2 separate regions of the Mus musculus genome follow, and region 1 is linked to region 2. A link is a loop called in an ENCODE intact Hi-C map of the cell type or tissue named here. Cell type or tissue: left cerebral cortex. All regions are shown on one strand. Each heading gives the region's core, and the rest is flanking DNA. Links, peaks and the distances in the headings are about the cores only.

Region 1 (16,250 bases), core at 5,399-13,398, 250 kb after region 2:
TGCTGCAGTCAGCACCAATCTCAATACCCAAGGATTATGGATCAACCTATGTGTCCATCAGCAGAGACAGACATGGACCAACCTATGTGCCCAACAGCAGAGACGTGAGTAAAGTGGATGCTTTATCCGCACACAATCAACATTTTTCAGCCATAAAGCATACAAAGTTCATGTCACTTTCAAGACAATGGATACAGCTGGAGGTGATCATATTAGGTGCATTGAACCAGTCTCCAATTTGTAGCTCAGAGATTTTATACAGAAAAATAAAATCATATGTGTATAGATGACATGAAACTAGAAGCAAAACTGTCTGGAGAGTAAAGTGAACTAACAGGAGGGGAGTGATGAGAAAGGGGAGCGAGGGAGAAATCTGCACGTACAATACATACTGTTAGGGTCCAAGAATTGCTGAAGAACAAGGTCTGAAATAGCATGCATGAGCTGTATTTCCTGCATGCAAGGGTCTCCCCATTTGGGAGAGCTCTGGTGAACTTGCTGACCCAGCTTTTACTGCCAGTTAGGGGAATTCCAGGGGGTTTCTTATTCATTCTAGATACCTATTCTTACTTCAGGCCATAAGACAAGCTGTCTTCAGATTAGCTGGCTAAGGCTATAGTTGGCTGACCACAGGTTCCTGGATCCAGGTTCTCATTTCTGGGAAACAGAGTCTTAGGCCTAGTCTCTCAGACTGCCACTTTGCAGCCTGTCATGGAATTAGCCTGGCTCTTGCTAACTTGATCTTCTCATACTTGGATGAAAATGTATACACACAATGAAAAATATTTTAAACAGAAATAAACTGTTAACCTTATTATGAGTTAATAATTACTGTTGTGTGATAATGGGAACTTCCACAATACAGAAATCAAAGAAGAAAGCTATTTGATGTTGAAGGTAGAGCTAATAATGATGTATGGGGCTTGTCTGGTGAGTTCAGTCCATGGATGAGAACAAAACTAGACTGCTTCATTCTCCCTCTTTGGTTTCTGTTGAGATGGATGGATTTGTATGAGATGGAACGAATGGATTTTAGACCTGTTTGTACTAGTTAAAGTCCCCAACAGAGAAACATACCAAGTCAGTGTGGAACCACCATTGTCAAAATTATTCCCTATGGATAGGATACCTTAAATCTGTGCACACCTTACAAGATAAAACATTAATATCATTTGCTCCTTTATGTTCCCAGGGCTCAGTGAACAGCCTAAGAAGATGTAGTATCTCCCTCTGGAGTGTCAGAGCACAAGCAAGCTAACTGGCCATTACGAAAGGTACAGGTTTCCCTAGGCTTAGGGGTTCTCCAAGCAATGAACTACACTATATGAACAAACGTTACCTGGCCCTCTTCACATTGCCCTGGAGGACATTGGATTCAGGGAACTAATACAATTCCTAATTCTCCAACTATAATTACCAGTGTGAATAATGAACAGTTCTCAGTTTCTGACCCAGGGTCCTCATATTTCCTGCCAACATCTTTGGCAGGCTACTTTATTATGCTACAAATCTCAGCCCTTTCACCATTCTTGACAGATGATACCTAGAAAACACATTTTAGAAGTCCTACATACTTTTATGTATGGAAGTGGCTCAGTGGGTAAAGTGTTTGTAATAAGCATGAGGATTACCAATGTCCAGCACCACTGCACTGATAGTGTATTGATAATGTATTGATTTTTCCTTCTCTTGTGTATTTTTCACGTCTGTCAGTTTTGTACAGGTTCACAATGCACCGTGACCATATTCATCCCCCACTACCCTCTCTCCTTTCCCACTCTCACTGGTTCCTTCCTTGCTCCTGAGCAGTCTCCCTCCTTCCATCAAGATGAGCAGAAACAAGATGGGATTCCTAGACAAGCCTAGAGAATAACTGCACTGTGTGTGCTGACTTCCTGAGCCCAGGCTAGGCTTCCTGGGAGGCCAGGTCTAACCCCCAACCACTGTGGCTCAGTGTTCTCAAGTTTCCAATTTACCTAAAAGCAGATGATAGTAGTGTGTGGTGTAGATAAACGATCATCACATGTTTCTAAAACTAAATTTAAAACATTTATCAATTGGGTTCCATTTCCTTGCTATAGTGACTAAGGCAGCAATGGCATTGGGGTGTATGTGTCTCTGCTAGGGCATGAAGTCTTCCGGGTATGTGCCAGGCATATATGTGACTGAAGCCTGTTAGTTCTATTTTTAATTTCTTGAGGAATCTCCAACCTGATTTCCATGATAGCTTTCTTAACTTTTCATTCCTATCAGCAGTGAGTAAGGGGTCCTCTTGTTTTAAAGAGAATGGACAAATAAAATTCTAGTTGTTCATCAACAGATTAATGGATAGTGATAAGCTTGTGATACATACATAAAGTCAAAATTTATTCAACGTGAAAGAAAACGAAATCACACAGTTTGTAGGAAAATGGATGTATACAGATCTATGTGTAAACAAATGTGTGTGTGCGTATATTGTAACATTTAGAGAGGAAACAGGAAAGAGATGTCAGATGATCCGGAAGAATGGAAGGCAGATGAAGTCATACAAGAGGACTTAAAGTTAACTGTTTTTCTAGTTTCAACTACCGTGGACTTTCTTCTTTTGATGGTAGATAAGTACATAAGATGCAACTGAAAATGAAAGTATGAAGTCCTAAGTAAGGCCCCACAGCTTCAGAAGGACCACAGAACACTAGAGAACGTCACTGAGTGCACAGAGTTGGGGATGAGCGAGTGTTGGTTTCCAGTGGCTACAGTACTCTAGCTGTGTGAGGTCTTTATTTGTGGGTTCCTTGCAATAAAACAACTCTTAAAACACAATTCCTAAGAACACAGTTCAACACCATGGTGCAGAATTGATACTTAACAAATGTGTTCACCACATTTTCAAATAAATTTGGCCAGAAAATTGTATGTGTTTTCTCCATGTAACATAATTTCAGAGAAGAGCTAGAGAACTGTATGTCTTCATGTTAACAAGTGTTTTGTGCAGGACACTGAGACTATGAATACTTTCATGTGTTTATTTTTCTGTATTTCTCAATTTCTGTAGTCATGTGGTGACTTTTACAAATAAAAAGCTATCAAAGCTACCTCTGAACTCTTCTAGGCTCCTAACAACTTCAGCTATGGTGCTAACTCAGAGTATGGTGATTCCATAAGTACAAATGACCCCCAAGGTACAATGGTGTGAGTTGCAATTTTCAAGCTTATGGTACAAAACTGATACACATTCAGCAGCAACCAGGCCCTGAAGTCTGAATCTTGATCTTTTCCTAGGCTGACAATCTGTGCTACGGGATGCTCGCAACAGCAGCAAGCCCCAGATCCTAGTCAGCCATTGGTTCACTAGGGTGGATTAATTGCATTTTCAACTTACTACATCATTGTTTGGGGAATAATTCAACTATAACTCAGAGGGCATCTGTATCAGACTGGGTAAGGCAAGCAGGGGTATGTGTCAAGGGATGGATTTTAAAGGTCCTAGGTGATCAAGCCATCACTAAGTCATCCCTTGCTGGGTGACTCTAGGAAGAACATAAAGGAGCCCGGGAGCACATGGCCACATTTACCTGAGGAGCTGCTAATTCCAGCTTACAGAGCACAGAGCGTGAGGGGATGGAGCCTTCTAGTGAGTGACTGGTCTATTCCAGTCCACTGACAAACCTTCACTTGTCAGGGAGAGTGTAAACCAACGTTCAGCTCAATGAGAGCATGGAGTAGACAGAGCATGGAGACACGGCTCAATTCAACTGCGCTAACTCCGACTATATAGGTCATGTTTGAGCATGGGGTGCTTTGCAAGGCAGATGCTTCACTCTCAGCTCCAACTTGGTCATTTTCCCTCACATCCAATCCTCCTGTGTAGGGTTGTTTACTAATCACTCATAGCTATATATGTAAGTCATCAAAGTCACTGTCAGAAATGGTATGGCTTAGCCCAAAAGCACACGGATTGCTACTTTCTATGTCTTCAGAATAATATAGAGATCAAAATTGCCATATAATGGACCTACTTTAAAAATAACATTTATTTTCACAACAAAATTTGATCCCCTCACTTCATATGTTACAACTGGAATCCTTATTGTTGTTATTTTTTTAATAGAACATCTTCAAAGGAGGAAAAGGTTAATACAGGGTTGGATTAATTGCAATAATTCCAGAAATACAACTGTCCATGTTGAGTTTTGTAAACAGGCACACAATAAGTGCCATAGAGTTTTAATGTCCAGGCTAAACAAGGGTGGACAATCCAGAAATTGTACCTAAGTAAGTACAAAGACAGTGCTATATATCTTTTAATTTTTTTTATTTAATCAAAATGTCCTGACATTATCTCCCATTCTCTCCTCTGTCTAGCTCCTCCCATGCTCACTCCCTCTCAAATTCATGGCCTCCTTTTCTTTAACTATTATTGTTACATACATATGTGAGTAATTCACTACTACAGCATACTGAGTCTGTGTAGTGTTCCTTGCATGTATGTTTTTAGAGTTGACCTCTTGGCACTGAATAACCATCTCTCTCTCAATAGTCAGTAACTCCCTGTAGCTCTTCCTCTAGGGGTGGGGTCCCATATGATCTCTCCCCCATCCATGCTGGCACATTAAGGAGCTTTGCAATTGTTTGGGTCTTGTTTAGACAGCCATATTATTGAGGTTTTATGGGTATTGCTTCATTGTCATATCTGGAAGACAATGGTATGTATTTTGAGGCATTAAGATGGCATAACAATCAGGTCTTTTAAGAGTTGAGGTAAAAAAATGTAAGAAAACATTCTAAATTATATCATTTCAGAACTGTCCAATGAGCACATAGTATTTCAGGGTGGGAGAGATGGCTCAGCAGTTAAGAGCCCTGGCTGTTCTTCCAGAGGTCCAGAACTCAATTCTCAGTAACCACACAGTGGCTCATGACCATCTATAATGTGATCTGATGCCCTCTTGAGGCATGCAAGTGTATATGAAGATAATGCACTCATATATATTAGTTAATTAACTAATCAAAGAAATAATTTTGTTAAAAAGCAACAAGCAGCTATTAAACTAAAAAAATAAAGTTGTACATAAGAATATTAATTTCTTTTCCTCCAGCTTGAGGCTAACAGATCCTATAGGTAAAACAACCTACTAAAAACCTCTTCATATCTATGGAATGTTCCTTCTGTTTGAATCATCAACCAGACTTGCCGGTATCTGCCTTTAGAAAGCTGTATGGCCAGTCTGCTGTCTACAGTTCTCCTACAGCTCATCAAGTTCTATACACATGTAATCACAGGATGATTAGGACATAATTGATCCATAATTTTTATAATTAATTTTGTTTCCCTAATTTCTTTCTTAGCTCATTTATACTTTGAATAGAGGACTGACTTGTTTGCATTAATTTTATATCCACTCAAGCTTAATTCTGTCAGGGAGGATATTAGATATTCAAATGTAAAATGTAAAACAATGGAAACTCACATTTTACTATTTTTACTGGCATTACACTCTGAAATTGAACTACAATTGACTAGCATATTGAAATAAGAGACAATCTTGGGGTTGAAAATGAGAAGAGACAGAACTAACACATATAACCATCAGCCTTCCTGTGCTGGGCATCCGACCCAGGCCTTCCACGTGCTGAGGAAGCCGCACTCCCACCCAAATCTACTACTAAAATGCAAACAGAAACTACAAGGCACATTCTGTAAAATCTTCGTACACTGTTCTACTGTAGAAATCAGGAACTGCTGCTGCTCCTACAGAGCAGCTAAAGCCTGCACCATCTAATGGACTGTTATGTTAACTTAAAATAAGAAGGGGTAGCTAGGACTATATGTGAGCACACTAACTGTGGAGTTCTTATGTGCTATAAAACAAAGTACCCACAGAATCATTATACATGTGTCTGCGGTGAAAAGTCAAAACTCTTGGGCCAGCAAGAGGCTCAATGGATAAAAACACTTTGCTTCCAGGCCTCATGACTAAGTTGGTCCTGGAACCCACTCAGCAGAAAGAGATCCAACTCCTAAAAGCTCTCCTCAACCTCCACATGTGCCTCAGCATGCACACACATAAGCACATGCACATACACATAAAATACATACAAAATAAATGTAATCTTAAATATTTTAAAATTTTTATTTAAAAAATTTAAATAAAAAAATAATTAAAAAACAAAAACAAACCTCTCCTGTTTTAAAAGTCCAAACTGGAACCAGTGCCACACCTGTCCGATTGCCTGCGACTCCTCCTGCACTGTCCTATCCACATAATCTCTTCAGTTTAGCTTCATATCTTCTCTGACTCCAGGACAGCAGAGCAATGCTGGATGTGCTCAAGTCATACCCAGCATGGGACAGCTCTCGGATGCGAGTTTTTAAAGTATTTATGCTGGAGTCTAAAATCCTCGGATTTTCAATTATTTGTGAAGCACTGATTTTTTCTTCTATAAGGCAGTCTATTTTATCATTAAACTTTTTCTCTGACAAGAAGACCATATTCAGATAGCTTAGGACAAACCTCTGTACCTCCTCCTCGCTGCATCCAAGAGAAAGCAGCCTCTCTCTTATGTTTGTGTAATTTTTTTTGGTACAGTCATTGGAAAGGTCTAAGATTCTAGCTCCTGGGCCACATATCAGAAGCAGCAGGTCCCGTTTGTTCAAGTTGAAAGTTGATTGTAAAAATTCAATGTTAGTTTTCACACGTTTGGTGCTCTGAATTAAGATGGAAGGGTTTTTAGAAATTATCTTCCTGACAAAATCTCTGGGATCATTGTGACCTAAGGACATACCAGTCTCCTGCAAAAATTCAACCATTTGCTTATTCAAATTCAGACTGTTGGAGAAGGTTCTGGGAGCATTGGTCAACAGTCTGCAGAGGCATTTATGAGTCAATCCAACAGAGCAAAGGAACTTTATATTATTCTCTAAGTTTAGATTGTTATTAGATCGAAAAAAGGATTCAGGAGAACGCTCCAAAATATTTACAATTTCAAGGTCTGATGCCATAATCTTTCTCCACAGATCCCACCGTTTTGAAAGACTTTCAGGAGTGCGTGTTATAGCTCGTGGATATCTTGATATGATGCTACCAATCACTTTGTCACTAGCTCCCTTGGACAGAAGGAATAACTTCAGCTCCTGCTCATTCGTAACAGCCTTGTTAAAAACTCCAGGCTGTCGCCTCCTTGCCATGTCGATATCAACGCCCATGGTGACTAAGTTGCTCAGCAGGTCCTCCCTCTCCTCCTCCAAAGACTCCTTGTCCTTACTGTCGCATTCCGCACTAAACGGCCTGAATGAAATCGACTTGAGGAAAACTTCTGCTGAATATTGAAGCATCCAGTCTCTTAAATCAAAGAGAAAGTTTCTTCTCACACACCAGATGTTTCTTGATGCCATAATCATCAGGTAGCCCAAAGTTTTTCAAATGCTGTGTAAAATAACATATAATGTTAACATACAATATTATGTGACTAACTAATGACAATATCCAGATCCTTTAAATGCAAGGGGCCTTCCAGGAGAAAGCATCCCGCCCTCCAGCTCTCCTGCCCACAGACACTAATTTCTTTGCTTCTGGCTACCTTAATCTAAAGCTCTAAATGTAGCTCTGAAAAAAAAACACACTTCAGATTGTCTACTTTCCATCTTTAATGTCTTTTTTGAATTTATAATATCCTTTAAGTGGATCACATTGATTACACATGTATATATATATATATACATATATATAACTATATGTTATAAATTATATGTTTATTACATACTATAACTTATACATTACCTATTATATAACATATGTTATATATAAACATTATATATTATATATAAGCATATATATGTATATGCTTACACAAATCTCTGGACAACACCTATCAACATCAATCTCTACCTCAGTTTACCAAATTGTTTGCTTGGTTACAATGCAATAATTCTACACTCTTTTCCATCTTCAAAATGATATAGTTGAGGGAATGTGGTGTAAATCAGAGGTAGGTCAGTGGTACAGCATACGTCCATAGCACGCATGAGGACTTGAGTTCAATTCCCCAACCCCAGAAAGAAGAAGGAGGAATTAATTTTCTAGTTCAAAGTTGTTAGGTTTTAAACCTGGGACAAGAGTTTGCCAAGAACACTAGCTGAAGGGTTCATTAAACATATCAAAGCTGACCTTGCTTTCCTGTCACATACACATGCATATACATATATAACTTTTATATAAACCTAAATTCTCCATTAGAAGCATGTCCTATTGTTTGTCTTCATTATTCTCATATTCCCATCACCTTCTTGGTCACCCCTTCCTCCTACCAGTACTAACTACATTTATATCAGACTCACCAGCAAGTGCACGTGCCTGTACTCACACACACCTTTTTAAAGTCTCACATATTGTTAAACTGCCTTTTCTTTCAGAAAGGGTCATTTTCTTGAATCCTAGTTGTATTGCAAGGCCTTGTATAAACACACTCTTCATTTAAAAACAGATTGTTCAGCCGGGAAACTATACAGCATAATGCAATTTAAAAAACAAAGGTAGATATTGAATTGACTCCAGTCTTACTCTAAAAATAAACAACATTCTAAAAGGAATGTTAAATTTAGCAAATATCACAAAAATCTCCATGATTGTAATGAGTGAGGTCCAAGGAGGAAGATATACGTCCTATTCTGTCCCACAGTTGGAAAGCTCACAGGCTTTTAAAGAAAACTGATAATCATTCGCATTGGGGTACCACAATCAGCTAATTTTTTGAAGCAGCATTTAAGTGGAGAGTGTTTGTTGGTTTGTTTGTTTGTTTGTTTGTTTGTTTTAGAACTACACTTCAGCATCGGATTTGTCGTTAAGATGAGAGACTTTGGATATTTCCAGAAAAGGTAAGGGCCAGATGTTTCTACCACCACACCGCCAATCCGAAAAAGAAAAAGGCAAAAATACAACCAATGTAGTAGAGAATAAAGAGATCCAGGCTAGACACCTTCAAATCATTTTTGTGAGATGCACAACCTCTCGCAAACTAAACATTTCTCAGTCATAATAAAAAGAAAACGGCAACGCATGGGGGGAAGGTAGCGGAATCGCAAACGCACTTTAATACCAGAACCCCACGTTACACATACATTATTTCGTAATGCCCTATATATACAACAACCTAAGGGTGGGCACTGTCCCTAAAGTTACAAATTCCGAGCCAATGCCGAGCTCTTTGCTGTACGAAGTGTGGAGGGCTTGATGAGTCTAAACTCAGAACCGCCGTAATCCCACATCGAAGGCTCGCCTTCCCTCGGGCAGTTCTGCAATGGCCTTTAGCCATTCATCGCCCTGTCTAGCAGAGACTCGCAAGCCGCTCGCAAAGGCTCCAGCAGCTCCCCAGCCCCAGCCCGCACACTGCATCCGCGCTCCTACCAACGCTCCCGGTAGACACCTTTCACTTCCGCCTCTGGACGCCCGGGAGGGAGCGGAGTGCGGAAGTAACGGCTGACTTCCGGCCTCGGCCTGGCGCAGAGGTGACGTCACTAGCCCGGCGCGCTGTGCCTAAATCCTCGGCCGCCTGACCGCGGGAGCCCAGCAGGGGGCGGCTGAGACTGTGGCTGCGGGGACTCTGGGCTCTGGGCTGGTTCGAGACCACAGGGCGGCGCCAAGGCTTCCCTCTGGCTGGGGCTGAGATTCTGCCTGTACCAAAGAACAGGTTCAGTTTGATCTCTTTCTTTTAGGTTGCTTTATAGACCTTGGGGGTTTTTGTTTGTTTGTTTGGTAGGTTGGTTGGTTTTTATTTCCCCCAAATTCTTTTGCATTTTTCTGTTTGGTTTGGTGTTTGTAAGAATAAAGATTTCTATTTGGGAATTTAAATTATTAATAATCAGTTTACCCAGAAAGTGAAACTACTGATCACAGCTTATTCCTTGCCTGGGATTACTCAGTAGCTATTTATGGTGCACGTGTGGCTTACCTTCACCAGTATTGCGGAAAGCAAGACAACCTCTGCCTTCTGGACCGTAACTCCCATGGTCTCGCTTCTGCCTGAATATTCTCTCCTCAGCCTGCCCCATGGATTTTCATTTATGAACACCAGGAGATGGCTTTAGTCCTCTTGAAAGTGATATCAATGAGGAAAAGGTGCAGCTGAGATATTGGAGAGGTTGGGAAGACCAAGGGCAGGGAGAGAAAGATGAGGGGCAAAGAAGAGGTAAAGAGAACTAAGAGCAGTGTGGTAGATGATGTTTCTCAAGAGGCTGATTTGGGGTTCTCATCTTCCTTAAGGGTCTTTCTTTCTTTCTTTCTTTCAAGACAACTTTGTATGAAAGTTGTGTTGCTATGCAAACACCATTTGTTTTTTGAAAGGATGGTGACATGTAATGATGCTTGAGACTTTAAATGACTTCACTTGGAAGGAGGAGAGTAGGGAAGTCAAGATGAACCCCTCCCTAAAATTAGACTTAAAATCCTTGGGAATTAGACTCAATGTGTAGTTCAAATGCCATGTCTATGCTATCTTCAGAATTGCCCCTGGCCTCTTACAACCAAAGACTAATAATAATGATATAATTAGTAATATTGATTATTGTGCCCTTTCTGTCTGCCTCACTAGATTTTCCTTGAGAAGTTCACAGACCCTTACTTTACCACTAATGTCTAAGTCTCAACAAACCTAATTAGAGTGAGAAGAAATTAGCCCTCCATTCCTCTAAGAGAACCCACACATAAAATACCACCATCAATTGGCACCAGGATTCAATAAACAAATGTTCTTGCTACCTCTTTTTCAATTATACAAATCTTACATCTTCCTGTAATTACACTCAAGGTGTGTAGAAGGATTTTAATTTAACAACATGTCTACTCTAGCCAGAATACAGGCATGCCCTTAGCACATACTGTTAATCCCTCTAGCTGGAATACAAACATGCCCTTATTATAGACCATTAATCCCAAAGAATGAAAGTAAAGTTAGTTTGTAGAAGGAAGCACTCATGTTTGAATGTGATATCTATTGAATGGCAGATAACATGATGAATCAGAGAAACATTTGACAGAATAAGGATATGATCAATTCTCAGGAGAGAGAAGAGATGTGGAGGGAAGGATGGAGGGAGGGAGGAGGAAGTTTTACCAGGAGAGTTTTATAGAGATAGGTTGAAGAGAGAAAAGAACTAGATATAGGTAAAATGACAATGAGAAGGAGCCAGAAGATTAGAACAGATTGCTAAAATTAGTTTGAGGCCAAGCAGAGTCATTCAGTCAGAAGTGAGAAAAGGCAGATTAAATCAATCAGCTTGAAGGGGAGTTTGAGCCAGAACAGCTAAGTTGAGTCAGCCAGCCAGAGTCCCAAAAGAATTAGAAAGAGTGAACTCATTCATCAATAAGTCTCAGAGGCTGAACACATCCTAGCCTAGATTAGACTATTCTGAGGCTAGAAGTTTGCAGGAGAAGGCCCTTAGCAGATGGAGGCAGTAAGCCTCCAGAGAACAGTTACATCAGTGAATAAAGATACTTTTACAGAAGTCATTGTCTTACATAGGGTTACTACTGTTGTGATGAGACACTGTAACCAAAGCAACCTGGGGAGGAAAGGGTTTATTTAGCCTATGCTTCATCACCACTGTTCATCACCAAGGAAGTTCAGACAGGAACTCAGACAGAACAGGAACCTGGAACCAGTAACTGATGCAGAGTCATGGAGGAGTGCTGCTTACTGGCTTGTTCCTCATAGCTCGCTCAACTTGCTTTCTTTTTTAAAATTTTTATTAGGTATTTTCCTCATTTACATTTCCAATGCTATCCCAAAAGCCTCCCATACCCACCCACCCCCACTCCCCTACCCACCCACTCCCACTTTTTGGCCTTTGTGGGAAGCCACATGTGCCATTGCAGAGTGGCACTGACTACTGCTGGCCACCACGCATAAGTTTGGACAAACAACCAATGTATACATATGCAGTAAAGTTTTTTGCAAAGACACTGCCTGGCCCGGGCATGATAATGAGGCTTTGAGAGTATAACCAATCAGATGTGAGACATGCAAATGAGGTATGATAATGAGGCTCTGTGAGGTACAGAGAGAGAGTAGCCAATCAGATGAGGAACATGCAAATGAGGCATAGTGCATAACCAATCCGGGTGTGAGACACGCCTCTCCTAGGCCTATATAAGCAGCACCAGTTCTGGGCTCGGGGTCTTTTCGCCTCTACAATCAAGCTCTCCCAATAAACGTGTGCAGAAGGATCCTGTTGCAGTGTCGTTCTGGCTGGTCGAGTCCGCAAGAAGTGGTGCCGAAAACCTGGGACAAGAAACATCTTCAGGCATGAGCGAAGACCCCCTGCTACAGGGAGGATTCAGAACTGCATCGTGGGGAAGGAGTGGTTAATAAAGGTTCCCATAAAACAGACTGCTGAGAAGGATCTGGCGTGGATTCAGAACTCTTCAGCTGGGGAACGGTGGTAATGAAGTGTTCCTGCAAAACAAACTGCTGAGAAGGATTCAACTGCGTGGATTCAGAACTCTTCAGCTGAGGAACGGTTGTACCGGTAAGTATAAAGAAATTAAGGTAAGTCTCTGAGAGATATGCTTTCTTACGCAGTAGGTCTGGTAATTGTTGCTGGGTTTGTGTGGGACCAGCTGTTAAGGAAGGGCAGTGACTTTGTAGGAGTACCAGGAAGGCATATCAGAAACAGAGAGAAAGAAAAAAGAAGATGCGCGCAGAAAAATAAGTAACTTAAGAAATATAAAAAGAGAAAAAGAAAGGAAGCTAAAATATAAAGGTACAAAGGATAATATAAAATATAAAGATACAAAGGATAATATAAAGATACAAAGGATAATATAAAGATACAAAGGATAATATAAAGATATAAAGGGTAATATAAAAAATGAAGAACAAAAAATTAAGTCAATTTACCCTCCTCTCGAGGACTTTGACTAAAGAGGCAGCCTTCATCAAAGGCTTAAAGATAGCTCTCAGGGAAAGAGGAGTAACTATTAGAAGCAGCCACTGTGCAGAATTCCTAGAAGAAGGAGAAAAAATGAAAATAAGCTATTTCAGAGCCCTCCTAGGGACAGACGGAAAATGGGAGACGTCCTGCTTCCTCTCTGGATCCTATGGAGATATTTTTAGCTTCGGATAGGATATCTGTGTTCTATTGTCTGTTTTTGGTGCACCAAATTGTCTATATGTCTGTCAACTCATGTTTGTTTTTGCTTGGATGATTGATTGTTGTTCTGTGTTTCATGTTGAAAAATATAAAAAGTAGTCACAGTCTGCACAGCAAAAATTGACAAGTTAGCTGCACGGTGGCTGGGAGACAAGTACAGCTGAAAAAGCCCTGCTCAGGGCCAATTGCAAATGGAGCTTTTAAAGGGGCAGGCAGCCTTTTGCTTGTAACAGAAAGTTAGCTTAAAATTGGAAACCCAAGGTTGGAGTTATTCTAAACAACATAAGAAAACAGGTAATATGCAAAAGCAGTGTACAAAGGGTAGAAAGAGTATGTTTGAAAATAAAGTACATATCTTTACAAATAGAAGGAAAACCCTTTCAAGGTATAATGGATACAGGAGCAGATAAAAGCATTATATCTAGTAAGTGGTGGCCTGCTTCTTGGCCTGTTAATCAATCGTCACATAGCTTACAAGGATTAGGATATGAGGCTACCCCAACTATAAGTGCAAAATCCTTACAATGGAAAGATAAAGAAGGAAGGACAGGGCTTTTTCAACCTTATGTACTCCCTTTACCTGTAAACTTATGGGGAAGAGATGTGTTGTCAGCTATGAACTTTATACTAACTAGTGACTATTCTCAAAAAATCAAGGAAATGATGAAAGGAATGGGATATATACCTCGACTAGGTCTTGGAAAAAATTTACAAGGTAGAATTTCACCAGTTAAAGCCACAGTAAAGGCAGAAAAGAAAGGGCTGGGTTTTTTCTAGGGGCCACTGAAGAGCCTTTGCCCATTCCATGGCGTACGGAGGACGCGGTGTGGGTGCCTCAGTGGCCTTTACCCTCTGAGAAGTTAAAAGCAGCTAAAGAATTAGTACAAGAACAATTAGACCTGGGGCATGTGGAACCCACTCAATCACCCTGGAATACCCCCATTTTTGTTGTAAAGGAAAAGTCAGGTAAATGGAGATTGTTACATGACCTAAGAGCCATTAATGCACAAATGCAAGTTATGGGTCCTGTACAAAAAGGACTCCCCCTACTCTCAACTCTACCTAAGGATTGGAGAATTATAGTAGTAGATATTAAGGATTGTTTCTTTTCAATTCCATTAAATAAGAAAGATAAACCTAGATTTGCATTCACCTTGCCTTTTATTAATCATATGGAACCTGATAAAAGGTACCAATGGCGGGTATTACCCCAAGGAATGGCAAATAGCCCTACCATATGTCAGTTTTATGTAGGAAAAGCTTTGCAACTGGTTAGGGATGGTTTCCCCTCCTTAAAATTTTGTCACTATATGGACAACATTGTAATTTGTGGACCTGAAGAGGAAAGTATACAGCAAGCTTATGGCTTGCTTAATGAAACTTTAAAAAATAATGGTTTGAGTATTGCACCAGAAAAGGTACAGCAGTCTAATGTTAGTCATTTTTCTAGGAGCCACTATTACTTTACGATGTGTCACCCCACAAAAGATTAGTATTAGAAAAGATCATCTAAAGACACTAAATGATTTTCAAAAATTATAAGGAGATATAAATTGGATTAGACCTTTTTTAAGGATCCCTACTTCAGAATTAAAACCTTTATTTCAAATTTTAGAAGGAGACTCACATATTACCTCATTGAGACAATTAACACCTGAGGCTTCTGATGTTCTTAGGAAAGTGGAAAAAGTGATCCAAACAGCACAGTTAACTCGTATAAATGAGCAAGAACCTTTGTTTCTATGCATATTACGCACCATCAATCTGCCAACTGCTGTGTTATGGCAAAATGGTCCTTTAGTATGGATACATCCACATATATCCCCTAATAAGACTATAGATCATTATCCCACCATGGTAGCAAATATGGCCCACAAAGGGATAAAAACTTCAATTACTCACTTTGGAAAAATGCCTGATAGCATAATTGTCCCTTATACTGTCGCACAAACGCAAATATTGTGTGCTACTATAGATGAATGGGCCATTCTTAGATGCAGTTATTCTGGTTTAATTGATAATCATTATCCTAAACATCCGTTATTACATTTTATGTTATTACATCCAGTAATATTTCCAAAGATAACGGCTAATACCCCTATAAAGGGAGCCATTGATATTTATACAGATGGATCCAAAACAGGAGTTGGAAGTTATGTAATCAATGAAAAGGCTGTAAGGTTGCAATTTACACCAGGAGCCCCTCAATTGGTAGAATGTTTGGTGGTTTTAGAAGTCTTTAAAAGATTTCCTATACCCATAAATATTATCTCTGATTCTGTTTATGTAGTTAATGCGGTTTTAGCATTAGAGACTGCCGGAAATTTTAAGCAGTCTAGTCCAGTATCTGAAATTTTGGTGAAAATACAAAATTGTATTTTGATGCGTGAGCATCCCTTTTATATCCAACATATTAGAGCACATACATCATTACCTGGACCTATGGTTAAGGGAAATGCAATTGCTGACTCAGCCACCAGAGACATGGTTTTCCTATTACAAAGTTCTATAGAAAGTGCAAAGAAATTTCATCAGCTTTATCATGTCCCTGCTTCTACATTACTACAAAAGTTTAAGCTCACACGAAAAGAAGCCCGAGATATTGTCCTACAGTGTGGTAAATGTGTAGAATTTGTTAATGCACCTTCCGTAGGTGTTAATCCTCGCGGATTGCGACCCCTAGATGTTTGGCAAATGGACGTCACGCATATCCCATATTTTGGGAAATTACAATATGTACATGTATCCATCGATACCAGTTCTGGTGTCCTACATGCCTCTCCCTTGACAGGGGAAAAAGCAGTTCATGTCATATCTCACTGCTTAGAGGCTTGGGCTGCATGGGGCAAGCCCCTAGTGTTAAAGACAGATAATGGTCCTGCATATACTTCTTCTAAATTTAGCCAATTTTGCAAACAAATGCAAGTAAAACATATTACTGGATTGCCCTATAATCCACAGGGCCAAGGCATAATTGAGAGAGCCCATCGCACTCTGAAACAATATTTGCAAAAACAGAAAGGGGGAATAGAGGCTATGACGCCAAAGATGGCTCTATCCCTTACAATATTTACTCTTAATTTTTTAAAATTGGATGATGCTGGAAGATCACCAACTGAAA
Region 2 (16,250 bases), core at 4,670-12,669:
CTGAGTAGTATACCATTGTGTAAATGTACCATATTTTTTATATTCATTCTTCTGTTGAGGGACATCTGGGTTCTTTCCAGCTTCTGGCTATTATAAATAAGGCTGCTATGAACATAGTGGAGCACGTGTTCTTATTACCAGTTGGAACTTCTTCTGGGTATATGCCCAGGAGAGGTATTGCTGGATCTTCTAGTAGTACTATGTCCAATTTTCTGAGGAACCTCCAGACTGACTTCCAGAGTGGTTGTACAAGCTTGCAATTCTACCCGCAATGGAGGAGTGTTCCTCTTTCTCCACATCCTCACCAGTATCTGCTGTCACCTGAATTTTTGATCTTAGCCATTCTGACTGGTGTGAGATGGAATCTCAGGATTGTTTTGATTTGCATTTCCCTGATGATTAAGGATGTTGAACATTTTTTCAGGGGCTTCTCAGTCATTCGGTATTCCTCTGTTGAGAATTCTTTGTTTAGCTCTGAACCCCATTTTTAATGGGGTTATTTGAATTTCTGGAGTCCAGCCTCTTGAGCTCAGAAATTGAAGATCTCAGAAGATGGAAAGATCTCCCATGCTCATGGATCGGCAGGATCAATATAGTAAAAATGGCTATCCTGCCAAAAGCAATCTACAGATTCAAAGCAATCCCCATCAAAATTCCAACTCAATTCTTCACTGAGATAGAAAGGGCAATTTGCAAATTCATCTGGAAAAATGAAAAACCTAGGATAGCAAAAACTATTCTCAACAATAAAAGAACCTCTGGTGGAATCACCATGCCTGACATTAAGCTGTACTACAGAGCAATTGTGATAAAAACTGCATGGTACTGGTACAGTGACAGACAGGTAGACCAATGGAACAGAATTGAAGACCCAGAGATGAACCCACACACCTATGGTCACTTGATCTTTGACAAGGGAGCTAAAACCATCCAGTGGAAAAAAAAAAGACAGCATTTTCAACAAATAGTGCTGGCACAACTGGCGGTTATCATGTAGAAGAATGCGAATTGATCCATTCTTATCTCCTTGTACAAAGCTCAAGTCTAAGTGGATCAAAGACCTCCACATAAGACCAGAGACACTGAAATTAATAGAGGAGAAATTGGGAGAAAGCCTCAAAGATAGGGCACAGGGGAAAAATTCCTAAACAGAACATCAATGGCTTGTGCTGTAAGATCAAGAATTGACAAATGGGACCTCATAAAATTGCAAAGCTTCTGGAAGGCAAAAAACACTGTCAATAAGACAAAAAGGCCACCAACAAATTGGGAAAGGATCTTTACCTATCCTAAATCTGATAGGGAACTAATATGCAGTTTCTCTTTCTAAACTCTAAAAAAACTGTCCTCCAGCCTAAAACAGAAACCCGAGCAGCACAGCCTCCCACAGCACACGGGAAATATGCTGTGCCTTGAGGACAGCAAATCTCCCCTAAAGGTCAACCGGTTAATTTAAAGCCTGTGCCCCTCGGTAGCACTGTGTGACTCTTCACTGTACGATGAGCCATGTAACCAAAAGATGGATATTTCTATTTCATACCATCTTGGGGGAAGCATCCCATTTCCTTTTTAAGTATTTAAAAATCCAAAATAAACCCACTGTAGAAATATTTTTTAATCAAAAACTGGAATATTAGCATTTAGAAAATCATTTTCAATAGTATTTCCAATGAACTTTATTATACCTTATGTAAGCACGAAGGTGCTTTTTTCCAACTTTGGGACTAAAGAAAAAGGGTAAAAGAGTTTTGATGAAAATCATTAAGATCAAGTCAAATTCTCATAAATTCCTATAGTTAAAACGGTCTGTCTGGATAGATGAGGACAGAGGCAGCAAGTGGGTACCTGCCCACTCCCCCATCATACAACCAAAGCACACCATCCAAATTTCCAGCACATGGTCTGGGTTTGAGTTTTTTGACTATCAAAACTAATGACCTTTCAGTCCCTGCCTTAGCAATCGTCAGGCCACTCTCACAGAGGCTGCTGCCTCAGTAAGAGGAGGGGATGCTGCATGCAGATCAAAGATCTGGCTGAAGCAGCTGATGCTGACAGGCAAAGGCAGGTCTACAGAAGTGGCTGACCGCTCTGGTGTGAGATCAGTGTGAAGAGCCAGAGCTAACCCATCACCCAGCAGCTGCTTTCTACAGGACTAAAGCAGCCAAGGTCTGCTTCGAGAGAGAAGACTGTGGCTTTGTAAGACATACTGCTCACATTTTGGTTTAGTTCTTGATCAGAAATCTAAAACTTAAGCCTGGCATGGCGGCGCACACCTTTAGTCCCAGTACTTGGGAAGCAGAAGCAAGCAGATCTCTTGAGTTCAATGCCAGTCTGGTCTACAGAATGAGTAGGACAGCCAGGAGTACAGAGTGAGATTCTAGGTTAAAAAAAAAAAAAAAAAAAAAAACAGAAAAGAAAAGTAGAGAGAGACAGAGGCAGAGAGAAGAGAGAGAATAAAAGAGAGAAATCTAAAACTTAGTGTTTTACACCAATAAAAATGTAATTCATTTTATGAGTTCATAGAAATAAATTATAAAGAAAAATAGACACTACATGTTTATAATGATTTCCCTGGAATCTGCCACTTTGCCTGGGAAAATACATATTAAATTTATTATTTCACTTCAATTCATTCTTTTTTCACCCTGTGATTTTCTAAGCAACAGGCACTAAGCAGGTAATACAACTACTGGGTAGTAGGTAACATTTTTCTCAAGTCCTGTTTCCAGGTAAGAACTTCATGAAGAAGTTCTGGCGTTAACTACCTACATAACACACCTGTCACACAAGGCAGACGAGGCAGGGATCTCAAGGCCAAGCCAACCTGAACCTGGGCTATACATGAGACCCTATCTCAAGAACTTAGAGAAAAAGGTTTATAAAGAGAAATGAGTGTGGCATATCTTGTTATATTATAAATAGAAGGAAACTGGAAACCTGGCTTTATTTTGGGATGTGTGTGTTCTAGGGTTAAAACTGAGGCTTTATACCTGCGAAGTAAGTATGTCCCAGGTTTGGTTTTGTAACTACAAGTGGTTGGCAACTGTTTCCTTAATAGTTATCGCAGGAGTAGGTCCAACGTGAGTCCATATGTAGCCCTTCTCCGGTCGGGTGGGAACCGTGGGAAATGGTGAGGACCTTGACTTGAAATACTCAGAAGGCGCGTGGCAGACAAATTCCAGGTACTCCATCTTCCTTGGAAGATCTTCCTCTGGCCCTAAGGGGCAGCCAGGGAAATGTTAAGTACAGTTTTGAACACAGGTATCTTCTTTGTAAAATGTTAGCAATCTTAGACACTTCAGCAGCAGCACTCTTAGATGACCTAGCTGCTGTTACCTCGGAACATGCACTACTCTGAAATCACACTCCATTATTTACTCTACTTCAACTGATTAAGGCATTCAGCATCCTCCCACAGAGTGCTCAACTAAGAAAGGATCCTAAGATATTGAGTATTCGTGTCGTTTAGGAAGTGCCTGTACTGTTCTAAGAACTGTACATACACCCACACTTGGAGTCCTCACAACTTCCGCATGGGGCTCTATTTCTTCCAATAGCACATACAGGCACGCTGAGGAAAGACAGATTAAGGCCTGGTGAAGTTCCTTAATTAGCAGGCAAGTGGAGGGGCTATGAAACCAGTAGTCTGGTCCAGAGCTTGAGCTCCGGCTGGCACACCATCTAGTCAGGGAAGCATCCACACTGAGGACCATGAAACGGGAGAGGGGAGCCTAGAAATCATTCAGAGCATCATGGCCTCTGGTGTTCCAGACTTGTAGACACAAGACAGTCATCTGGTCATACAACAAGCTTGACAGTGAGTGAGAATAACATGGGATATTGGCTATCTTTAGGGTTATCACTAAGAAGAAATGCCACTTCCTTTTTGATGCAAAACAAACGCATGCCCAATTCAGAAAGAATGACAGTACAAAATAACTGAACTTTCAAAATGACACTAGGCCAGTCATTTTTACGAGTCTGTCAAGAACTAGTTGTACTCAGTCTTTTGAATGCCTTGAAATGAGTACAGTATGCCATTTCAACCATCAACAGTGAAATGAGTACAGTATGCCATTTCAACCATCAACAGTGATTTTTTTTAGACTAAGATATCGCGTATGCTGTGTAGAAGGATGTATACTGAGAAAGGTTTTTATAGAAATAATTATGAAAGTTCTTTTAGAAATTGTTTTTGAAAATTGAATAGGTCCCCTATATAACCTAGGTTCCTATGTGATTCTTGTCATACAGTTTAGGCTTGGGACACGCAAACATTTCTTACCCATATCATGTTAGTGGGCATACACTGTTCTAGCCCATAGTAACAAATGGCATTCAAATATCAACTATATAAAATGTCTATTTCCTACAATGCTTTTTGCTTTTTTTGTACATAATGATATTTATGTCTTTTTCTATTCTGGATTGAACTTTGTTCTAGCCTCACTTCACATACGGATGGTCTATATTTTATGTTATGTGCTGGGAAAGGGACCATTAGGCAGGTAATCATGGTCAAATAAAAGCAAAAGAGTGGGCTCCCTCAATTTCAGATAAAGAACTACAGGCAACTAAGAAACACTGAGAGGAAATTGGTCATGGTGTTTTCTGATCGCAACAGAACAGTAACTAAGAAGGCCCCTATCCCCAAGCTGGTTATCTATTACCAAGTGGTCAACCCTGAAATTGTATGCATAAAGTAACATTAAATGGACGCAGTAACTTGTATTTACATATTTAAGAATATACAGTAATATATACAATAATAAAACAATTAACAATAAAAGAAGTGGAACCATAAATTTGGAAAAGAATGGGGTAGGGTACACAAAGAGGATCACAGGAAGAAAAGGAGAAAATATAATTGCATTTTAATTGAAAAACATAGTGGACCCCTAAATGGTGAGACTGGTGTCCTTATAAGAGACAATGGAGTACTCTCTTTCAGTGTGCACACAGAGAAAAAAAGACCATGGGAGACACAGCAAAAACCCAGCCATCTGTAAGCCAGGAAGCAAGCCCTCACACATGGCCATCGTCACAGCACCCAGATCTGACTTCCGACCTTGAGAACAGTCTATTGCTCAAGCCCCCAGTCTCTGACACTTTGCTCTTTGACAGCTCACACAGACTGGCACATTCATTCATAATGCACTGAAGAATGAAGTAAATCTAAGATGCTGGGCTTCACCTATTATATATGATGCAGGATCAAACTGGTCTCTGGGACTGGCGAGGGTAGGAATGAGCCATGTCAGCGCGGCACTCTTCTCACAGTACTGGTCCTGAATAAAGCCCCTGATCTGAGCATAGTACGGCTTCCCATCTTGCTCATCAATCACAGAAACAACGTCACCAATTTGGTAATATACTCCCTGGGGGAAACAGGACAATCTTGTATTTAAAATAGTAACAGCCTACATTCATCAGCAAGCAAAATTTCAAAATAGTAAAAAAAAAAAAAGTCTGAATATCAATGTTGTTTGTTTCCCTTCTGAATGAAGAACAATTACATAATACCAATATATGACAATTTACAACTGGAGAAAAGATTTTTTTATATCATGAAAGTACTATCTCTACCTTTAAAAGAAAAGACTTCATTTTTAAGAATAGTTTTGAATTCACAATAAGATCATGGGAAGTAGACGGGATTTTCCTTAGTTCCTTTACCTGGCACATATACAGCATCCTCTCCTATCCGCGTCTCCCACTGTCAGAGTCAAACACTCACGGTGACTGCTGAACCTACACGCCACATCATGATGACTCAAGCATCATCAATTAACTGAGTAATCTTGGTGCTCTATAATCTGGGGGCTTGGGGCATGTACACCATGGATCCACGGTGATCAGATCACCCAGTAGGTCCACTGGCCTAAAAACCCTCTACACTGTCCCTACTTTGTGTTAACAGCCATTAAGCTGGAGAAAGTTAAATGACGTGTTGCTCAGGTCCACACAAGGAAGCAACTCTAAACTACACACCTACAGTAACTGCCTCAGTGGTCTCACTATATACCACCTTAGAAATAAAAATAAAAAAACCAGCATGTGCTTGGTGAGACTAGATTCTAAACACTGCCCTTTTCCAGTTGTTTATTCAAAGAGAATAGATATGGTAAGTTCAAAAGAAACATTGAAACCTTTTTCTATTATAGGCAGCATTCAGGATGTTACCACATTTCCCAGACTCCTTGACAACCGTCTCCTCCCCGGTCTTCTGCTTTACATCTTCTCAACAACAGAATGACATACTCATTCTTGTTCTATTTATATCAAATTAACTAAGCTGTCTGATTCCAGTACTGTTTCTCCCTATGCTTCTGATATCCATCCCAGGTCCTCCTCCCTGGATCCCGAGATGGAAAAATCTCACTTTTGAATATTCGTAATAGTTCATCTTTATGACATGTAAAACTTCCATAAATCGGCAGTGGTGGTGCATGCCTTTAATCCCAGATCTCTGAGTTCAAGGCCCAGCTGCCCTTTCGAAGTGACTCCAGAGGCTTACCTTGTAGAAGATTGACTCTGCAGTGACTATGGTAGAAACAGATTCAGGCGCTTTGATAGGCTACAAAAAAACAGACGCAAAAACATTTGAGTACCTATATAGTATGTATGGCCATTTTACCATCTACATGAGAACTATCTAATTTGAAAAGAACAAAATACTATTTGGTGACAGAAACTACACAACACACACACACACAGAATGTGAAGCAGGTGAATATTTCCACAATTTTTGCTACCAGTAACTTAAAAGCGCAGAAAAACAAAAGGTGAAGTTTCTGATTATGCTGCTAGGAGCTAACACAACACAAAGCTCTCTAGCACTCCAGTAGACATTAATAGTCCAAGTATAGAAATACAGTGGCTCTAAAAGACTGAGCATGGCCAGATGGAAATTATAAAAAATATACAGATAAATATAATTTTGTTGCAAGCCTGAACTCTTTAGGGTTCTTAGTAATTTGCCACATTGTACCACCATTAAAATCCCTTTTTAGAGCTGCAACACAAAGCTTATCACAACGTAAAAATGGCCTTTCCTGACTTTGTGCCATTCTCCCAAGAATGGATATGCAGAGAAATTGATAATGAAGTAACTGAATAGAACACAGTCTGAACTCGCCACGCAAGCCTAACAGCCTGAGTTGACACTGGGAACCAAGGCTCCTGAAATCTGTCCTCTGATCTGACCTCCACATAATGTACCCGGCATATGCACCAGCACTCTTATGTACACAATTAAAAACACATGTAAAAAGAAATTAAGAGGGAACAATTAGGCCTGGGAGAAGGCTCTGCATTTGAGAGCACTTGCTCTTTCGGAGGACCCAGGTTCAGCCCGCAGCATTCACTGGCAGCTTCTAATTGTCTGTAACTCCAATACCTAGGGAGCCAGTGCCTCTGCTAGCCTCTGAGGGTACCTGGTGCACACATGCAGCAAAACACTCAGACACAAGAAATACAAATAAATCTTTAAACAAGAGTCTACTATCTTTATGACACTTCTCCTGGGCCCGTTTTACAAATGAGTATGCCTACTTTAGAAAGGTGTTTACTGGCAAGTGAGGTATTTTTGTTCCAAAAGTAACAACCAAGCTGAGATAAACAAAAACATCTACAATATCCTTCACTGTCCCAAATGTACAAATAAAACAAAACAAAACAAAAAACCCTTACCACAGCAGGCATTAAACAATCTTCATACATCAGCTTTAGAAAAAGTTTTGCATTCATAATCACCAAACTCATCATGAACCAATAGATATTTTTTTCTGGGTCTATCATAACAAACAAGGTACTGATGAATTATGTTATTTGCCTCGTTCTTTAAAAGACATAAAAAAGTTTTGTTCTTTTTTTTTTTTTTTTTCCTTTCCTTCTGTTTTTCAAGACAGGGTTTCTCTGTGTAGCCATGGCTGTTCTAAAACTCATTTTGTAGATCAGGCTGGCTTCAAACTCAAGAGATCTGCCTGTACCTGCCTTCTGAGTACAGGAATTAAAGGTTAACACCATCACTGCCCAGCAACAAATTTTTCTTAATTAACTATGTATCAAGAGTCATAACTTCATTAAATTGTCAATGAACAAATTTAACCAATTTATAAAAAAAAAACCATAATTTCTCTTTGCATACAGATACACTGTGCTAAATTATAGAACATTCCTCTAGATTCATATTTTATATCTTTCAGATGAGAAAAATAAAAGCTGAAGAAAAAAAAACTGAGAAACTGCTTTTCTAATGTCAAAAACTGCCAATTTCTTCCAGGAGAGCTGTCTTTTGGGAAACCTTGCCTTCCCTCCAGAATACGGCCTAAGTGCACCTGAGAGGTACACCAGCCGTGGGAAGGCCCACCACACCCACAGTGTCCCATTAGGAAGCACAATGTCCACAACCATCTTACATTTTTTAACTTAAAAATATGTCTTCTCCCTTTTCCTTTCGTGGAAACTTTCTTTTCAGCAGCTGGAGCCGATTTGTATTTGGTATTTCTGAGCCGGGCCGACCTTCTGTGAATTTCTTGCTTACTCTGTTACACAATTTAGAGAAAAGGAAATTAAAACTGCAGAAGAAAAGCCAATACAATAACCTCACAAAGATCAGAGGATAATACACTTTGTTAAAAGAAATTAAAAACAAAAAACTTAAAAGACCGAGGGCTGAGATGTTAAACTCTGTAGGGCCTCCCAAGAGATGGCGCTGCTTTCAAGCGGGAAGAGGACAGAAGTGGGGGGAGGACAAGGCAGGAACTATTTATTATTCGTTTGCTGAACTGATCTATTTTACGCCCCCCCCCAAGTTTCCTGCATATCTCAGAACAGAATTCTAATGCTGACATTTTTAGCGACCTACTAATTTATTAACGTGACAAGGACTTGATGGGCAAGAGGTCCTCGACCTACAAGCAAATGGCCTCGTCCGGCTGCCCCGGTGCGTCCCGCACCGCCCGGTCTACGGCAGGAAGCCCTTCTCCCGAGGAGGGAGAGGCCGAGGGCTCACCTGCTTGCCGCCGCCGCCCCCGTTGCTCTGCGAAGGACCGGCCGAGGTGGTGGCGAAGGTGGTGGTGCCGAAGCCACCGCCGCCGCCGCCACCGCCCCCGGTCCCGCCCGCCACTCCCGCGCCGCCGCCGCCCCGGCCCGTGCAGTGATGGCAGAGGATCTCGCCCTGTGGACTCTTCTTCCACATGGAGGACGACGTAGTCTTGCACATGCTGCAGGTGGGCTTCAGGCCCAGCGGCATGCTGGCCGGCTCGGGCGGCCCCCGCGGGCGCAGCGACACGGGAATGGCGGCCGTCTGCACGGGCCGCCCAGGGGTCGGCCGGCCACCTCGGCGACTGGAAGAGCAAGGTCGGAGGTGCTGGGCCGCCCGCGCCGGGACCCAGCGGCCACCGCTGACCCCTGGAGGCGGGAAGCGGGCTCCCGCAGCCCGGGACCCAGCCCTGGAGCTGGGCCGCCCGCGGGGCACGCAGGCCCGATACTCGGCGCGGCCTCCCGGGAAAGCCAGCTCCGCCCTAGGGGACGCTATCCGGGGCGGCCGCCGCCGCCGCCGGGGTCCCCAGGGCGACCACGACCCTGCCTCCGCCCACCGGGGCTTCCGGCGATGGGCGGAGCTCCCGGGGCGGGGCGGGGCGGGGCCGAGTGAACCAGTGTGCCTGACCTAGGCTTTGGGGCTCCGGAAACCCCGCCTACTGGCCGGAAGTGGCCCTGCCAGACTTACCATTGCCTGTCACTCTTCTGAGTTTACAACTGGCTGGGGGGGGGGGGGGCTGGGGGGGGGGAATGGATGTAAAATTTCCCGTTAAAAGTGAATTTCAAATGACTAGTGAGAGTGGCCCATGTAATAGTAGTTATATGATACTCATACTTATCCTGTGTTTTCATTTGATAAATGTAGCCTTATTGATCAAGACCCTTTTAAAAGTCTTAATTAATTAATTTGACTTTGGAGGCTAGGGAGGTGACCTGATGGTAAAGTTCTTCTGGCACAAGCTTATGGCCTGAGTTTGACCCCCAGTACTCACGTAAAAAGCTAGGTGTGTTAGGGCTGGAAAGACAGCTAAGACTAGATCCAGTATTAGCACCTACACTGTGAAACTTAATTTAACATTCTTGCTTGGCATACTACTTAACATTAGAATAAAGTGCTCTCGAGCCCCCTCCCCCCCAAAAAAAGAATTGAGGGTCTAAGAAATTCATATAATAAGAACATTCAGACAGAAAACAGCAGAAACACCAGTGTGGACTGGATGAGATTAATTTATTAGTCAATGATTTATTTTACCTGGGTCAATGTAACAGTGCTGTGCACTGAATACTGAACGTGAGGGGTTTATGAGTTAGTTGGGTTAGAAATGAGCAATGTGCAGAAGAATTCCTATCAATTATTTCTCATGAGTTATACTATAATTAAAACGTTACAGTTTTGTATTACACAGTTGGGTTCAGAGCTGGGATATTTGTATCTTATATGGCTTCACATCACTTATTTGCATAAAGAACAAGCAATACATTATACCTTCCTAACGTTTAAAATAAAGTATATTAGCATAAAGGCTCCCAAAGAAGATTCCTGGAGACTGCATTGAACACTGCTTTAACTAGGGGTGATTGCTGGAAGAATTTATCGTTTTCTGTGAACTTTGGTTCGAGGAACTGGACACATTTCAACCTGGATTTAAATCACTGCAAAACTAGTAGTTCTCTGGGAGGACCATTAGCAAAGCAGATACAATACACTTTCACCTGGAAAGGAGATGTGTATTATTTGAGAGAATTAAGCCTGAACATTGGCTATGTTCGTTGAAGTCTAAAGCTCCCAGGGAAACTAGCCCAAGGAATGAAGGAATTCCTAAGTACTGGTTACAGGTAAATAAATATTTCTTTAATTGAACAACTGTATGCTCAGTGGAGTTTTATCTATATGTGGCATGTGTATACATGATCATATGTGCCTGTATATGTGTCTAAGGACACATGCGCGTGTGTGTGCAGATAAGCACATGTGTGGAGGCTAGAGGTTGGACATTAGGGGTCTCCCTCAATCACTTTCTACCTTTTTTTTTTTTAAACAGTTTTTTTCCTGAACTTGCAGCTTACCAATTAACCTAGACTGGTTTAACCAGCAAGCCCCAGAAACCCCCCGTCCAAGTTCCCCAGGTCCTAACGTCCATGTGTGACCTTTTACATAGATGCTGGGAACTCAGACCCCCAAGCACATTACAGACTCAACTATCTCCCTGGCCACGTTTTAACTTCTTTGAAACAGGATCTTACTCCATCCCATGCTGCTCTGACACACACTATGTAGTCCAGACTGCAAGCCAGCAGCGATTCCATCCTCAGCCTCCTAATTGTGGAGACTGCAGGTGGGAGCCACCTCATCTAACACAACTGTGTCATTTAAAAAGTGAAGTTATGGCTTGTGTTTTCTCAGAAACAAGTGATAAGATGTGGATATCTACATGATTTGGAGACACAGGGTTGATGCTGAGCATCCAGTACAGAATTTTAGAAAGTCCTTGGAGGGTCTGGTGAGATGGCTCAGTGGTTAAGAGCACTGACTGCTTTTCTGGAGGTCATGAGTTCAAATCCCAGCAACCACATGGTGGCTCACAACCATCTGTAATGAGAAACCAGTAAAAAAAAAAAAAAAAAACATGGGCCTTGCTCCTTGCTCCTAGACCTGGCTGGAGCAAGAGGGAGAAGGGAAGGGGGAGGGGGATAAGTTGTTTTATCGACTATAAGAGAGAGGGGGGAGAGGGAAGAGAGAGAGGGGGAGAGGGAGAGCCAGTCTGTCTTAGTCAGGGTTTCTATTCCTGCACAAACATCATGACCAAGAAGCAAGTTGGGGAGGAAAGGGTTTATTCGGCTTACACTTCCATACTGCTGTTCATCACCAAAGGAAGTCAGGACTGGAACTCAAGCAGGTCAGAAAGCAGGAGCTGATGCAGAAGCCATGGAGGGATGTTCTTTATTGCCTTGCTTCTCCTGGCTTGCTCAGCCTGCTCTCTTATAAAACCCAAGACTACCAGCCCAGAAATGGTCCCACCCACAAGGGGCCCTCCCCCTTGATCACTAATTGAGGAAATGCCTTACAGTTGGATCTCATGGAGGCATTTCCTCAACTGAAGTTCCTTTCTCTGTAATAACTCCAGCTGTGTCAAGTTGACACAAAACTAGCCAGTACACAGTCCCTGGAATAAATGTGCACAGTGGTTCTAACAGCAGATAAAAGAACGATGTCCCTGGGTAGTGGTGGCGCACGCCTTTAATCCCAGCACTTGGGAGGCAGAGGCAGGTGGATTTCTGAGTTCAAGGCCAGCCTGGCCTACAGAGTGAGTTCTAGGATGGCCAGGGCTACACAGTGAAACACTGTCTCGAAAAAACAAACAAAATAACCAACCAAACAAAAAAACCCAACAGAATGAAGCTCTGTAGAGGGCCCAGACTCTGTGACCTGCCAGTAGATTGCCCAGTGTCTCAGCTGGAGGTTGGGTTTTTATTTCTATGGTTTATATCCCGTTACTCACACCTGACTTCATAGACAGTATGTCTCTTTCTTTTTCCTTTTAATTTATTCTTCTCTCATACAGTACATCTGATCCTCAGCCTCCCTCCTTCACTCCTTCCAGTTCCCTGTCCCCAACCTCTGCCCCAGATCCATTGCTCTTCCGGTTCCCTAAGCAAAAGAGCAGACCTCCCCTTGATACCAATTGAACCTGGAATAACGAGTTACAATGGGACAAGCACAGACCCTCCGATCAAGGCAGAGGATTGTGAAAATGTCCTGGGGAAGCTGGAGGTGGAGAGCAGGCGTGGGTCTCTGGCAGTCTAGGGGAGTGGGGCTGAGAAGATAGAACTGGAAGGCACTAAACCCTGACTAAGACACCCTCGGATCCACAGTAAGTTGGGCATATTGGTGCAGGTTTGTAATAACAATGCAGAGGGTGGTGGTGATGGGTGGATCACCGGGGCTCACTGACCATCCAGCCTAGCCCATCAGCCTAAACCAGATTCCGGAGAAAGACCCTGCCTTACAAAATAAGGGGCCAGCTCCCGAGGAATTAAAACAGGTTGGCTTCTCATTTCCAAATGTGAATGTATGTAGGTGAGTGTACGATGATGAACATAGGCACACACATGCATGCTTGTGCATGTGTACCCACAACACAAATGTGCATCACACACATAGAAACATGCACACACATACCTTCACATGAGCACATGTACATCAAAGAAAGAAAGGTGAAAGTATCACATGGAAAACACATTTTTCACCCTCAAACCCTCTGCCATTAGGGCGCAAGGTGCATTGTGGACAACACTTCATTCAGGAGTTGGCAGTTGTACCTCCTTTCTGAGCCCAGTTCCTCTACAGTGAGGATGCTGTTATCCAGCTCAATACTTGCTCGATCATTGCTGTGCTTGGCACACAGGGGCTCTAACTCAACCACGAGCTTCCCCATGCAGCAGCACCTCTCTTGCAGAGACCTGAGAGCAGTGGTTCTCAACCTGTAGGTATCCGCCCCTTCGGAGGTTGAGTGACCCTTTCACAGGGGTCATCTAAGACTTCCAGAAAACACAGCTATTTACATGATAATTCATAACAGTAGCAAAGTTACAGCAATGGAGTACCAACAAAAATAATTTTATGTTTGGGGGTCACCATGACATGAGGAACTGCATTAAAGGGTCTCAGCATTAGCAAGGTTGAGAATCACTGCCTAAGAGTATAGCAACATTTGCCTCTAGGACAGATAGGAATTACTAGGCAAAGATGTCAGGGATCAAATCAAGAGGTGAGGGAGGACAGCTTGTGAAGACTCTTATCTAGTCCCCTCCTCCCCTGAGGGATGCTTCAGGAAGACAATGAGGCTGGGGGAAGGGGGTGGGGTGGGGCAGGCATGGCTCCACAAGGAATCAGGAGGAGATATCTCAGACACATGTCTTAATTTGTGCTGCTGTAACAAATTACCAGAGATGGGGTATTTATAAGAAACAGACATTTTCCCCACAGTTCTGATTGCTGAATCCCATTCACTAGGATTTTACCCTCCTTTCTAAGTCTTACTTTTTTTCTTTAAATATATTTTAATTCGAATATAATTACTTCACATCTCCCTTACGCTTCTTCCTTCCAACACCTCCCATATACCTCCTTCCTCCCTCTCAGATTAATGGCCTCTTTTTTATTATTATTGTATATATATGTGTGTGTGTGTGTGTGTGTGTGTATATATATATATATATATATATCAACACCATTGTGCATACATATATTCACAAACATATAAATTCAACTTACTGAGTCTGTTTCTGTTGTTTATATGATTTCAGGACTGACTAGTTTGTATTTAATATACAATTTGGGGGCTCATCCCTGGAAAGGGTAATTCTTTCTCTCTCTCTCAATATCATTAATGACCTGTAGATATTTGTCTAGGAGTTGGACCCATGAGATTCCCGCCCCCTTTCCATATTAGCATGGCTATTGATATTGTCATTGTTTAGGCTTAGTTTATATAGACATTTCTAGGAAACACAGTCACATTTATACATTAAACTTTCCGCCCTTCTGGTTCCTACAATTTTTCTGCCTCCTCTCCCATGATTTTTCCTGAGCCTTTTGTGCAGTTTTGTGTTTTAGATGCATCCTGTGGGGACTGACCCCCCCTACAGTCGTGGATTTCTGCAATATGTCTAGCCGTGGTTTCCTGTAATACTCTCCATTTTCTGTGAAGGGGAGTGTTGGGAGCCGCGCCCACATTCGCCGTTACAAGATGGCGCTGACAGCTGTGTTCTAAGTGGTAAACAAATAATCTGCGCATGTGCCGAGGGTGGTTCTCCACTCCATGTGCTCTGCCTTCCCCGTGACGTCAACTCGGCCGATGGGCTGCAGCCAATCAGGGAGTGACACGTCCTAGGCGAAGGATAATTCTCCTTAATAGGGACGGGGTTTCGTTTTCTCGCTCTCTTGCTTCTTACACTCTTGCTCCTGAAGATGTAAGCAATAAAGTTTTGCCGCAGAAGATTCTGGTCTGTTGCGTCTTTCCTGGCCGGGCGTGAGAACGCGTCTAATAACAGGGGAGCTTTCTTGAATGGGAGAAGATGGCTACACTTGTGTGTGTAAGGATGTTTTAGAATTTAGTTAGGAGTCTTGCTGGACTAGAAAATAGGCAGTAGTAGGATCTCTTTTAAGACCTCACCCCACCTGGGTGGTTGACTAGGTTTCTAATACTAAGCCTAATTTCCCTCCTGTGGAGTGTCTTAAGTCCAATCACACTACCCAAATGTGAGGGCTGCTCTTGCACCTTAGCATGCTGGTCATTGTTCTGGTTCTTAGGCATCACAACTATATAGGATTATTGATCGCATCCTGCCCTTGCAGAATACTTTCTACTATACCAGCAATTAAGTTTAAGCATAAGAATTAGGGAAATATATTCAAACAATAGCACACAATGAGAGATGCTCAGTCTGGAGCCAAGGGAAGGGTTGAACTGGATCACACAGAAAAGTTAGTACATATGAGATAGATGAGAGAATTAGGATGGTCCTGCGTGTACATAAGTTGTGAAAGCAGAAGTAAAGGCCTCTGGAGGCCTTAAAATCTTACACTAACGGGAAACTCCCTTGGTTGTTCTTAGTGTCAGTATGTAAGACTTACAGTTAGCATGATTTAATGTCTGCCATAGTTCACTAATTAAAACTCTTGGCAAAAAGGGGGAGAGCAGATGTATAAAATACATCCCAGGCTAGCATCGAAAGGGATGGTCACATTCTGCTGCCTGATGATTAGAGGCCAGCAGAGGATTCGAAGATCATGTGTATCTGTGCCCTACCTGTTAAACGGGTGGTATCTGCAGTGAGTCCTACTTGGTTTAGTCACCTGTCAAATGGAAAGGTGACAGAGGCTATAAATCATAGAGTAGATGTTTTAAATGAGTTAGTTCATAAAGAATGCAAACGACTGCTACATCTGAAAAAATACTTACACAGTGTAGGATATGAGGCTGATGAGAAGAGAGAGGATTTCTTTTGACCAAATTGTAGTTAATTCATTAGTTACAATCCTGATGTGTAAACAAAGAAATCTTATTAACTGTGTTTTGGAAGGAAAACATATAACTAACTTAGGTTGATTGTTTACACCAACGAAATAGAGACACCGAGGACTGGACAGAGATAGTGTCAGGGGCCTGTGAGATTCTGAGGTTAAAGGAAGAGAGCAGAGG

What was found. Peaks named below come from ENCODE experiments on the same cell type or tissue, not always from the same donor. Only the 100,000 strongest peaks of a DNase experiment are listed, where the experiment ranks them.
Region 1: it touches region 2 in a loop (5-fold over the local background); 5 of 42 quality-filtered maps call a loop at or near these places.

The regions. Positions count from the first base shown.
Region 1 is chr5:3,884,489-3,900,738 of GRCm38, forward strand. Mterf1a (mitochondrial transcription termination factor 1a) reads right to left here and starts at 9,445. Exons shown (of 2, transcript NM_001013023.2): 1 at 9,387-9,445; 2 at 6,093-7,409. The coding sequence starts at 7,378. The coding sequence ends at 6,239. In left cerebral cortex, for the core only: a CTCF peak has its summit at 9,661; a DNase peak (open chromatin) is centred at 9,628; H3K4me3 peaks cover 753 bases.
Region 2 is chr5:3,638,364-3,654,613 of GRCm38, forward strand. Gatad1 (GATA zinc finger domain containing 1) reads right to left here and starts at 9,573. Exons shown (of 5, transcript NM_026033.2): 1 at 9,017-9,573; 2 at 8,421-8,546; 3 at 6,518-6,577; 4 at 5,195-5,378; 5 at 1,598-3,217. The coding sequence starts at 9,256. The coding sequence ends at 3,027. It overlaps LOC108169020 (a long non-coding RNA gene), which reads right to left. Exons shown (of 3, transcript XR_001784765.2): 2 at 16,011-16,088; 3 at 14,521-15,904. In left cerebral cortex, for the core only: CTCF peaks have their summits at 8,699 and 9,662; DNase peaks (open chromatin) are centred at 6,266, 6,433, 8,754 and 9,688; H3K4me3 peaks cover 1,635 bases; H3K27ac peaks cover 914 bases.